Regions from separate parts of the Mus musculus genome. Here region 1 is linked to region 2. The links are chromatin loops, found by intact Hi-C in ENCODE. Cell type or tissue: gastrocnemius. All regions are shown on one strand. Each heading gives the region's core, and the rest is flanking DNA. Links, peaks and the distances in the headings are about the cores only.

The links. Hi-C counts contacts between places; a loop is a spot of excess contacts. Peaks named below come from ENCODE experiments on the same cell type or tissue, not always from the same donor. Only the 100,000 strongest peaks of a DNase experiment are listed, where the experiment ranks them.
Region 1: a loop joins it to region 2, with 2.3 times the contacts of the local background. A loop is called at or near these places in 1 of 42 quality-filtered maps.

What each region holds. Positions count from the first base shown.
Region 1 is chr6:108,318,412-108,323,793 of GRCm38, reverse strand. All of the region lies in intron 4 of Itpr1 (inositol 1,4,5-trisphosphate receptor 1), which reads right to left. Among named protein-coding and RNA genes, the nearest start is that of Itpr1, 110 kb to the right of the region's middle. In gastrocnemius, for the core only: no CTCF peak of the experiment used is centred there; a DNase peak (open chromatin) is centred at 1,959.
Region 2 is chr6:108,566,594-108,571,975 of GRCm38, reverse strand. No RefSeq gene overlaps it. Among named protein-coding and RNA genes, the nearest start is that of Gm44040, 34 kb to the right of the region's middle. In gastrocnemius, for the core only: a CTCF peak has its summit at 2,067; a DNase peak (open chromatin) is centred at 866; H3K4me3 peaks cover 1,927 bases; H3K27ac peaks cover 3,095 bases.

The sequences.
Region 1 (5,382 bases), core at 53-5,052, 250 kb after region 2:
ATCATGAAGAATGCTTTCCATCCAGCTCTCCATGGTGGTTGCCATTGGGAGCAACTCTTAAGATTTTATACCACATGTCCTACCATATAGTAGATGGTACCAGGGTAGATGGATGGGCCTAGGAACCTTCATTTCTCATAAATTCTCCAGGTGACTCTGATTCAAGAGGCCGCAACATATTGAGAAACACACAATGTAAAGGTTGGCTGAGTTTTCAAAATACAGCACTTCTCAGATTGCACCATGCAGCCAGCTTGCCTGGAGATCTTGATAAAATATGATCTTTGATGTAGGCTCAGGAGAGTCCAGGCACCTATATTCCGAAAAAGATCCTGGTCTAAGACTCACTAAAGAACAGAACTGCCACAGACTTGAGTCACTAAGTCACTGCCAGCAATCAGGGTGGATCTCCCAGTCTAAGGACATCTTAAACAGTTTGTCAGTGCAAATGAGCAGATGCTTTGAAAACTACTATTACCCGCTGTAGAAAGAACTTCAGCCACATGTGTCAGCCCTTCATTTGGCCCATCTGTCTCTCCTGTTCCATTTCTTTAAAATGTACCCCCTCCATGAATACACCACTCTGGCCCTCTCCATGTCATTACAATTCTCAAGTATGTGCCATGTATCACCCTTCTGGGCCTTTACCAAGTAGGCTCTCTCTCTTGTAGAAACTGTATTCCACAACACCTTACCCACATCAGTACCACTACATGCCAAGGACTATCTTCACTCATCAATAACAGTCTGAACTCACCTCAAAGTCAAGTTCTCCAGGTTCTAAAGAAGCCTCTCCTGTCCTACATCCTACCCTGGAGAGCTTTTGTACTCTAGAACTGCCTTATAACTAGAATATATGTATGGGTATGTTAGATGTTAAAAACATATATGATACAATCAGAAAACACCTTTGACTTTCATCGTCCACTGTTGTTTTAAACTTCACCATGCCTCTGGTGAGAGGAAGAGTTGCTAAAGAGACAACTCAAGACATGAACAGTCTCTGGTCCCATGAGCAATTAAAGCTCCCAGTACTGTCTCAAGCTAAGACTCTACTACCTGCCTCCCTGGCTCTCTCCTGTCTTATATTTCCCTCCATTATCCTGAGGGCATTCCCGTGTTCCATCCTCTCTGGTTCCATCTGTATCGTAGAGCAAACTGAGCCACAGGAACACCTTTCACCCTTCTGGCCCCAAGGGCAGGAAATTAAAATATAAAGGCTAACTTCTTCATTCACGGACACACTTTTCCTAGATTTTTATTCAGAAAGAGTTGAAAAGTTATAGGAAGCTTACAAGGTAAACAGCATTAAACCTAGCACCAGCCTTTCAACATTTCACTCTTAGTGCATACGCATATGCATGTGTGTTGGGTTATGGTGGTAGAGCATTTGCTTATCACGAGTAAGACCCTAGCTTTGCTCTCTCACATACAGAGATATATGCACATATACAGATATGTACATAGTAATCTCATGTGTACATGAAATTATTTCCAGAATCTCACATCATGAGATTGAGTTGTATACATCATGCAAGATTTAATGTAAGATATATGTATTCCTGGACAGCTATCAGTTCCACCAAATTTAATGTTAATGGTGTTATGTTTATGTTACTTATGGTTCACATTCCCGTTTTGTCATTTAACTCAATGTTTTCCCAGCACTCTCTCTGACCTCCAGTTCAGGATCCAACTGAAGATCAGTACTGTACTTAGATACTATCTTTCAACAGCTATTTTTTGTCCAGACTAGGAAAAAAATAAAAAGAAAGAAAGAAAACATGTTTGTTCCTCCTTTGGGTTTATCTGATGTTTCCTTATGGTGAGATTCCAGCTGGAATACTACATACAGGATTTGGTTTCCTTCGCAGGGCCGCCCATCTGAAGACTCCCAGTGGCCATCTGTTCTCACTGGCACTTCCACAGGCATCTTGGTGATCAGGCTGACATTGCTAGAGGTCCCTCCCCTGCATTCCCATATCTGAAGCACAGCATCTGTTCCTTAGGAGCCTGAGCCTTCCTCCCATAGGCTCCACCTCCTGTGGTGCTTTCTTCACAGCTATAGGATTCCTAGACCAGTTCCCTCACTTGTACCCATTCCTGGAGAAATCAGGAGGCCCTTACTTAGTCAAACTGCTGCCAACATAGAAGAGAAAGGCTTCTTTATTCCACTTGTCATGACAGCTAGACAGCCCTTGTCAAACCCTAGACATCTGCTTTCATGGTCAGATCCCTCGACTGCCAGGGGTTCACATCGAAAATGTCAGCATCAGATAGCCCAGGCAAGATGCTCAGCCACTCAAGGTCAACTTCAGTTACATAACAAGTCAGAGGCCAGCACAGCTATGTAGCACTCCATCTCAAAAGAAAACAAGAAAATTGCATATGCCTTTATGCTCCCAAATGAAGAAAACATAGAAGCAGCTCTCTGAGAAACCCACTTGTGGCTTTTTTTCTGCCAGTGCTTCAGCTAAGCCTCTGACCTCCATTCTGTCTTCTTGACCTCTTTCCTGCCTTCATAACTCTATAAACCCCAAAGCACAAACCCTGGGTTCATTTCATTCCAAACAGCCTCCTTGCCAGCACATATGCCTGCAATGTATTTGCCTCCCACAGGAAACATATATTCAGACACAATCAAAAACTCATTCTCAGAGCAGACTTCATCTTATTTCCTTCCCCCACATACTCTCTTTTCACTTTCTTGTCTTTTAGACAAAAGTAGATATTTTATTATTTTATGTAATGTGTCTCTGATGTTCTACTTGCATGTGTTACGACCAGTAAGCTTAAACATCTTACACATAGCCACTTTTACTAAGATTTCATTCAAACCTAACAAAATACACAATATAGTTTAGCAGTTTTGAGACAATTCAGAGTTTATATGATCACTACTACAACACAAATATAGAGTATTTGTATTATTACCCTAGGGGCAAAAACAAAACAAAACCCATGTCCATTAGTAGGCACTACCCATTCTCCCATGCTTTGAGGCCTGATAACTAGCAATCTACTTTCTAAAAGTGTATGGATTCTGAACACGTCACATAAACAGAGACTTTGCAGCCTTTTGCAACAAGGTTCATTCAATCATTATTACATGTGTAAGGTCCATGCACAATGAAGCATAGATCAGCATTTCTTTCCTCTTTATGCATGAAAAATATTTCATTGTGTTTGTTTCTCCATTTATCAATCAACAAACCTCTCTGCTATCTCCATACTTTACTTATCATTCATAAAGCCACTATGAATATCCATTCTTTTGGTTAGATGCCTTGAAGTGTGTCTGCTCGGTCATATGGCTTGGCTATGTCTGACCTTTTGCCTATGTGTTTTACAAAGTCACTGCACAATTTTAAACACTCTAACCGTGCCATATGATGATTACGATTTCTACAAGGTCTTGCCAGTATTTCTTTGTTTTTCTGCCATAGCTTCTTTTGTTTTGCTTTAGATAGTGTTTAAGTGGCCAATGATGGCCTCTACCTCCCTAAGACAAAAGACTATAGACATGTAGTAGCATCATGTCCAGTTCTGTACTGAGGAATGAACCTCAGGCCTTGTGCATACTACACAAACATTCTGATGCTGAACTGTATCCCCAGCCTATAGCAACATTCTTTATGGTCCATCTTCTTTACAGCAACTGACTTCCAATTATGGTTAAGATCTGCATCTTCCTAATGAGTTAACGATTCAGAACATCTTTCAAAATTTCTAGTAATTGTGGAATTGCTTTGGACAACTGTGTTTTCAAATTGGTTTACTTCTATTTCAACTGTTAGGATGTGATCATTCTCTATGTATTCTGAATGCTAGTTCCCAATCAAAACCTCATTAATAAATATTTCCTCCCTTAGTTGTGTTTTGAGTTTAAAAGATGCTCAGTTTTTCTGTACTTACTTTTTCTTTCTTCTTCTTTTTTTTTTTTTTGTTTTGTTTTGTTTTGTTACTACCTGCCCAAAACCATGAAGAATTAAAGCTGTATTTTGTTTTCAATAGGAGTCTCATAGTTTTATGTTTTAAACATTTGGTCCATTTTTGTATTAAACAATTGCTATTTTGTATTAACCAATTGTTGCTAAACCAACAGAATTCATAACTATAGTGTGAATTTTTATACCCACGTGTGAGTATAGTTCTCCACCCCAGTCAAGTAAACTTCTCTTTGCAACAGACGGGTACCACTACTACAACCAATGACAAAGCACAGTCATGGAGCCCAGTACCACATGACACATCTACAGCCCAGCTTCTGCACCTAAGGCTCAGGGGTAGCTGCAGAGGAGGGGCTGAGGAAACAGAAAGCTTTCTGTGAGATTGTGTCCCCTGAGAATATCAGAGAAGTTGCAATCCTGACATCTCACCACCATGGCTACCTAAAGAAGACCGGAGCAAGGATGAGGCCAATAGACATGAGGGCATAGACATGATGTAGAAGGAGGGAATTTCACTTGGCTCCAACCCTAGATAAAGACTGACCAGCCAATAAGGAATGCTGAGAGCCAGAGAAATAGTCTTCTATATTCCCACATCTGTAGAAATCCCATTGTCTTGGTAGCACTTGCAGGAAAAAAAAAATCTCCAATGTAACTCATCATTTTGGAATCTGCTAAAAATCAGCTGGCCACAGATTACAGGTTTCCTTCCCCTTAACTCCTAGAACACATGATTCGAATCAACCCAACCCACTCTACACCCAATATCACCAATAAAGGAAAAAGTAGTATCTCAATTATCAACTTAAAAAATAAATTCTAGGTGTGAGGCAGGCAGCTCAGACATGTACTTTTGAGCACCAGAGGGAGAAAATGCTAAAAACTCACCAGGCAAGTCTAAAAATATAATCACAGAGATTTGGGGGGAAAATCATATAATTTCTCTAAAATTAGGCAAACATAGCACCTAATAATAGAAAAATGCACAAAGTGCTATTCATTATGAAGTGATATACCTGGGTATGAAAATCTAGCTTTGCAGAGACAAGAGGAGGAGGAAGAAGGGCCCTCAGCCTGCTGATACACAGGCAACAGGGCATTCCATGGCCACTTTTCTCTAAGAACTTCCCAGGCAATGAATACAATGCCATATTTGGTTAAGTACCTCTGACCAAGTTGTCTTCCAGAAGTAAAAACAAATGCTAGCACCAGGTTCATTTTGCTGAGGACCACAAAGGCGCAATGTGGTTTCATACGTTACAACACACAGCCAAGAAACTAAGTGGTGCTCATGTTGCTACCTCTCCGTTAACGAGCTGTGAAGGCAAATGATGCCCCGTGGGGCTGGTGAGTTCTTATGACACAACCCTAACATCGCTCCAAGGTCTGCATCTTCCATCGCTGACTTCATACTCTCAGTATCCCACACTTC
Region 2 (5,382 bases), core at 95-5,094:
TCACATCTGTAACTCCAGCCCTATGCACTTGGGAGCTGGAGGCAAGGGGGGTCAGAAGTTTATAGTCAGTCTAAGCCTGGACTACGTGAGATCATGCAAGACGCAAACCAGGGAAAACGTGCTTTTCTCAAGGAACTGGCTTTATTGAGTGTCCGTGGACTAAGAACGCACCATGTGGCTAAGATAGGGATTTTGAAAAATCAATGCAGTCTGGCGGCTTCTGGAAGCTGCAGGAATATACCTTAAGTTAGGTGTTGAAGTAAGAGGAGAAGTGTTGGTGTTCTGACTCTGCAGGAGCCTGGCTTATGAGGCAACAGGCCTAATAGACTCACAGGAAGCTTGGATAGGTGGCCCCCACACAATGGATGGATGCCCATGATTACTGCCTGCCTTGTGCTGAGAAGTCACAGGAATTTTGATAACCGCGACTTAAGAGTGTTTGCATGCAGCCATAAAGTGGGAGACTTTAGCAGGTCCTGGTGACTTCCCTCACAGGACTCCCACGGGGCAATGTGTGTGCAGCTTTTGACACCCACTTCCTTTTCTGCAGAAACGCCCTCTCTTCTAATGTTGCCGACCTAGACACCCCCTCCTTTCTACCAGAGCTAGCTGCCTTTGCTGCTGCCTCAACCGCACCCACGGACTTCCTCAAATCCCTACAGCCCACACTGGAGCTTACTTTGCTGGATCTGGATCAGAACAGGGGTCTCGGAGTGCTGCGGGGGTGGGAGGGTGGGGGACGCCCTGGAGGGCGTGGCGAAGACGAAGCCCCGCCCTGAGATTTGAGCTGGCTGCTCTGCAGAGGTCCACGTGAGCTGTTCCCCTGCTTGCCCTTGGCAGTTCGCAGACGGGTGCAGCGGGGCTGGGGCGAGGGAGTGCCTGGGAACAGTCTGTGTGCTCCTGGCGCTGTGCCTTGCAGCTGGCGGGAGGGTGGGGTCGCCCTGCCCTGCTGGGAGCTGCTGACCGGAAAGCTGGTTGGGGATGGGAGCCCCTTGGTTCCCCCACTCCTGCTCAGAGTCTGGGGACCTTGAACGTGAGGTAGACAGGCTCTGGATAGAATTACCATTTGGACCACAGAAAGACTCAAAGGCACTTTTCTGTCTGCCCCCCTGCCCTGTGACCTTTGCTAAGTCATTTGATCTGGGGCTTCAGTTTCCCCAATTGTCCTGAGGAGTTGAGGCTTGAAAGTGGCCAGGGAGGACACAACATGTCATGTCACATTACATTCAAAACATGTCTAGTGAGTATTTAGGATGTTCATCCATGCCCTCCCTCATCCCGGGGTTCTGGTGCCTAGCGCCAGCACTGTGCCAGTTAGGTGCTGAGGATCCAGACTGGGCAATGAGGCCAGTTTGGTCTCAGCTTCCTCACCCAGCTACAAATTGGCTTCAAAGGTCATGAGAAAAGGCGAGGCCTATGACGTACTTCCTGTAGTCCCTGGCACAAAATGGGCTCCTAACCCAAGCAACTGGCTTCCGGCTGTACAGAGGGTTTGGAGACAGCTGTTCCTATGAGACTGGCCTGGTCTGGAGAAGTGGAAACAGACCTTGCAAGCTGGGTGTGCACAGCGCCGAGCAGGGCTCAGTTTCCACGTTGCTGGCTAGCCAAGAAGGAATGCAATTACTCAGTAAGCACACTCCCATTGATCCCTGCCTTAGCAAAAGCGTCTCAGCGTTGCTGTCAAATTTCCAATCCAACCCCTGTTAAAAAAAAGAAAAGAAAAAAAAGAGAAAAAGAAAGAAAGGAAGGAAGGAAGGAAGGAAGGAAGGAAGAAAGAAAGAAAGAAAGAAAGAAAGAAAGAAAGAAAGAAAGAAAGCCCAACGAACGGTTCATGGACGTTTCCCCCCTGAATTCACACTTTCTAATGAATAAGAAGAAAACAAGATTGGCCTACATCAGAGGTGATTTGTGTATCAGGATGAAATTACAAGCATTTAATGGCAGAGTTGGTAAAAAAAAAAAAAAAAAAAAAAAAAAAAAAAACAACACATAGTCTTCATCCGTCACTGTGGCTCTCAGCTCTAAGTCTGGAAACTAGTCATACTTTGTGCCTTAGGGATAATATAAAAAAATACTGCTGCCCCTGCTGCCGCTAGGTGGTCCTCAACAGCTGTTTCTGTTTTGATGCTATAGACTCCTGTTGTGACCTTAGTTTCACCTTTTTCCTGCCAGTAGCCACTGTAAGGTCCTGTTGCTACAAGAATTAAGGGAAAACCCATTAGCAATGAGTTATAACCACACCCCTGACTTCTGCAGAATGTTGAGTAAATCAAACTTCTGTTCTTTCTGGAAAAAACCTGCAGCTGAAACTGGGATCAGGGCTAAAGAAACCCAGCTGGATTCCGTGTCTGCCTGCCCCTGGCAGTTTCTGTTATGATCTGTTTATCATACAACATTTTTTTTTTTTTTTGAGGATGTGACTAGCTTTTCTAAGTCTAAGATGATGACATCCACTGTGGGAGGCCTCACGCCTAAAAGACACAGGAACAGCCCATTAATCCTGACCCCTCTGCTCAACGCTTGTTGAAGTCAGTGGTCTGTTCACACGTATTAACAGTTCTCAGAAAACAGTAGCTATTGGCTAGTGTTATCTATGAATAGTAACTTAAAGATGAATAAAACATGAAGAATTTCTGGGCTCAACACTTTCAATTAGCCCCACCCCCTTTTTTTTTATTTCAATCTTTTAAAAAGTTGGTGAGTTTAGATGATAATGTCTATGACTCTTAAGATTGCTATAAAAGGCTGGGCGTGGTGGCGCATGCCTTTAATCCCAGCACTCCGGAGGCAGAGGCAGGCAGATTTCTGAGTTCAAGGCCAGCCTGGTCTACAAAGTGAGTTCCAGGACAGCCAGGGCTATACAGAGAAACCCTGTCTTGAAAAAACAAACAAACAAACAAACAAACAAACAAAAACAAACAAACAAAAAGATCCAATTGTCTGTCTTTGAACTCGTTTTAGTCCACCAATTTTTTTAAAAGCATGAGTATACACTATGCTACATCAATATAGCATTATTATCAATATTCATTGAGATTGTTCTATATATGCGCTTAGTGTATGAATGTGTGTGATAGTTCTATATGTATCTATACATTCACATCAGTGATATGTTTATATATAGCTACATCTATATATCAGTATCAATCACTCAGCATTGATGGGCTTGCCCCCTCCCACCTGCCCCCATTTCCTGCTTTCTGTAGTTTTGGGGATTGAACCCGGGACCCTGTTTATTCTGTGCTAGTATTTGACCACTGAACCACCCCATTACCGTTTTTAAAAGATGTTTTTTTTTTTCCTGTAAAATTATGCTTACCACCTTGTGCTTGTATTAAAGCCAGGGACTTACTTCTTGGGCAAGTACTCTATCACTGAGCTGTAAGTCTTGGTAATTTGTAATGTTCAAGAAACACAATTTACCTTTTTTTTCTTTAAAGGAAATCTGACAATGTTTGGGGGGTTTACAAAAAAGTATAATTTGTTTATTTGAATAAGAGGATGGAGAGTTTTAATTTAAAGCATAGCAACCCTTGAGGAGCTGCTCATAAAATTGGTATCAGATGATGACAGTTTTTAAACAAGGGTTTTTAGATTTCAGAAAATGAAACGTAATTTATGGTTTATCTTCTACTGTAAATAAATTTGAACGGATAGGAAGTTACATTAACATGAACACGGATGGGTAAAAGACATTAAGTGGGGTTTCGGCTAAATGGATCTAACAGTGACTTTCAGCACCAGGGGTTTATGTATGTAAGTGTGGTTGGGTATCACTGCTCAGTTTACAAAAATCCAGCTCCTCTGTTCCCCATCTAGTTCTCCTGAGTTAGTTTGATTTGGGTATTGCTTAATCCATTTAAGAAACAAGAAAAAAAATATGACAGGGTGGAAGGAAGTATCCAAGTATTCTGAGTCTAGTTACTGTAGTGTCCCCACGACAGGAAGGCACTGGGGACACTAAGCACACTCTCAGCAGAGCTCTGATACTGCCGTGTCAGTCTGCCAGGAGGAGAATCATGACTTTTCCACGGGCTTCTTCTTTCTGCTCTTTAACCCTTTCTAGGACAGAAGAAAAATGAACAAGCTAGAAATCACTCACTGATCACATCCCAGTGCTGGGAAGAGAGAACAGAGAAGATGGAGGAGAGAGTACAATCCTGTGGGAGATGTAGAGAAAGGAAAGCAATCATGGAGTGTTTAGTGTCAAAGGGGAAGGGGGCACTATGTGACATGTCAGAGGAGAAAAGCCACTGAGATCTAGAGGAAACAGAGTTGGTAAGGGAGACAGCAAGAGATGGGTATTCTAAGGAGAGAACAGCAGGGAAAAGACACCTGGGAAAAGAGTGCTTGTTCTGCCAGCGTTGGGATGTACAGTGTTGGTTATCGCAGGTGTGTGTGTGAGAAGTTCACAGTTTGATCATATTAAGACATCGACAAATATAAATAATTGAGATCATTTAAGTTATGTTCGCTGGACTAGGGGAGGTATCTCAGTGGGTAAAAGTGCCTGAGATCTGACAGTCTGAGTTCCATCCCTGCGACTCACATGATGGAAAGAGAAAATTATTCTGACGAGTTGTCCTCTGACTGTTAATGCACTGTGGCACGGGCCCATCAGTACCCCACAATGGTGTCCTCTGATCACAATGGATCACACTATAAATTAACAATGATGTCTGGACAACTTTAAAATATTTGAAAATTAAGCTCAATACCTCTGAATAATTAATGAGTTAGAGAAAGGGATAAAAGAAATCCAAACCTGTTTTGAGTTGGAATGCAAATGAAAATGCGCTCCGTTAGAATGTATGGGACTAAGCCACAGCAGAGCTCAGATGATCACGGACAGCATTAAATGCTTATATTAGAAAAGATAAAGGACCAAGGGCAATGATCTAAGCCAGTGTTTCTCAGCCTTCCTGTATTAGCTAGCCTCTAACACAGTCCCTCGTGTTATGGTGACTGCCCTGCAACCATAATTATTTTCATTGCTACCTTCATAGATCTCATTTTGCTACTGTCACAAATCATAATATAAACATCTCTGCTTTGCTATGATCTTAGGTGACCCCATGAGAGGGTGTCAACCCACAGGTTGATAACCACTGTAAGAAAATAAAATAGAAGAACAAATTAAAACCCCACACCAGCTGGGCAGAAGTAGAACTGAAATCAAAAGTAGAAAAGTCATTAAAACCAAAAGCTGGTATTTGAAAGATAATATTCATTAAAAAGAGGAAGTAGATGTAAACTTTAGTCTGCAGACTGCCCTGGGGTGAACCCCTGGAGTGGACCTGAAGTGGCTGCAGCTGCTCTAAGCCTGAAGCTCTACCAGGGAGGTCAAGATGCTCTGGGGATGCTGAGGAAACAGAGGCTGGC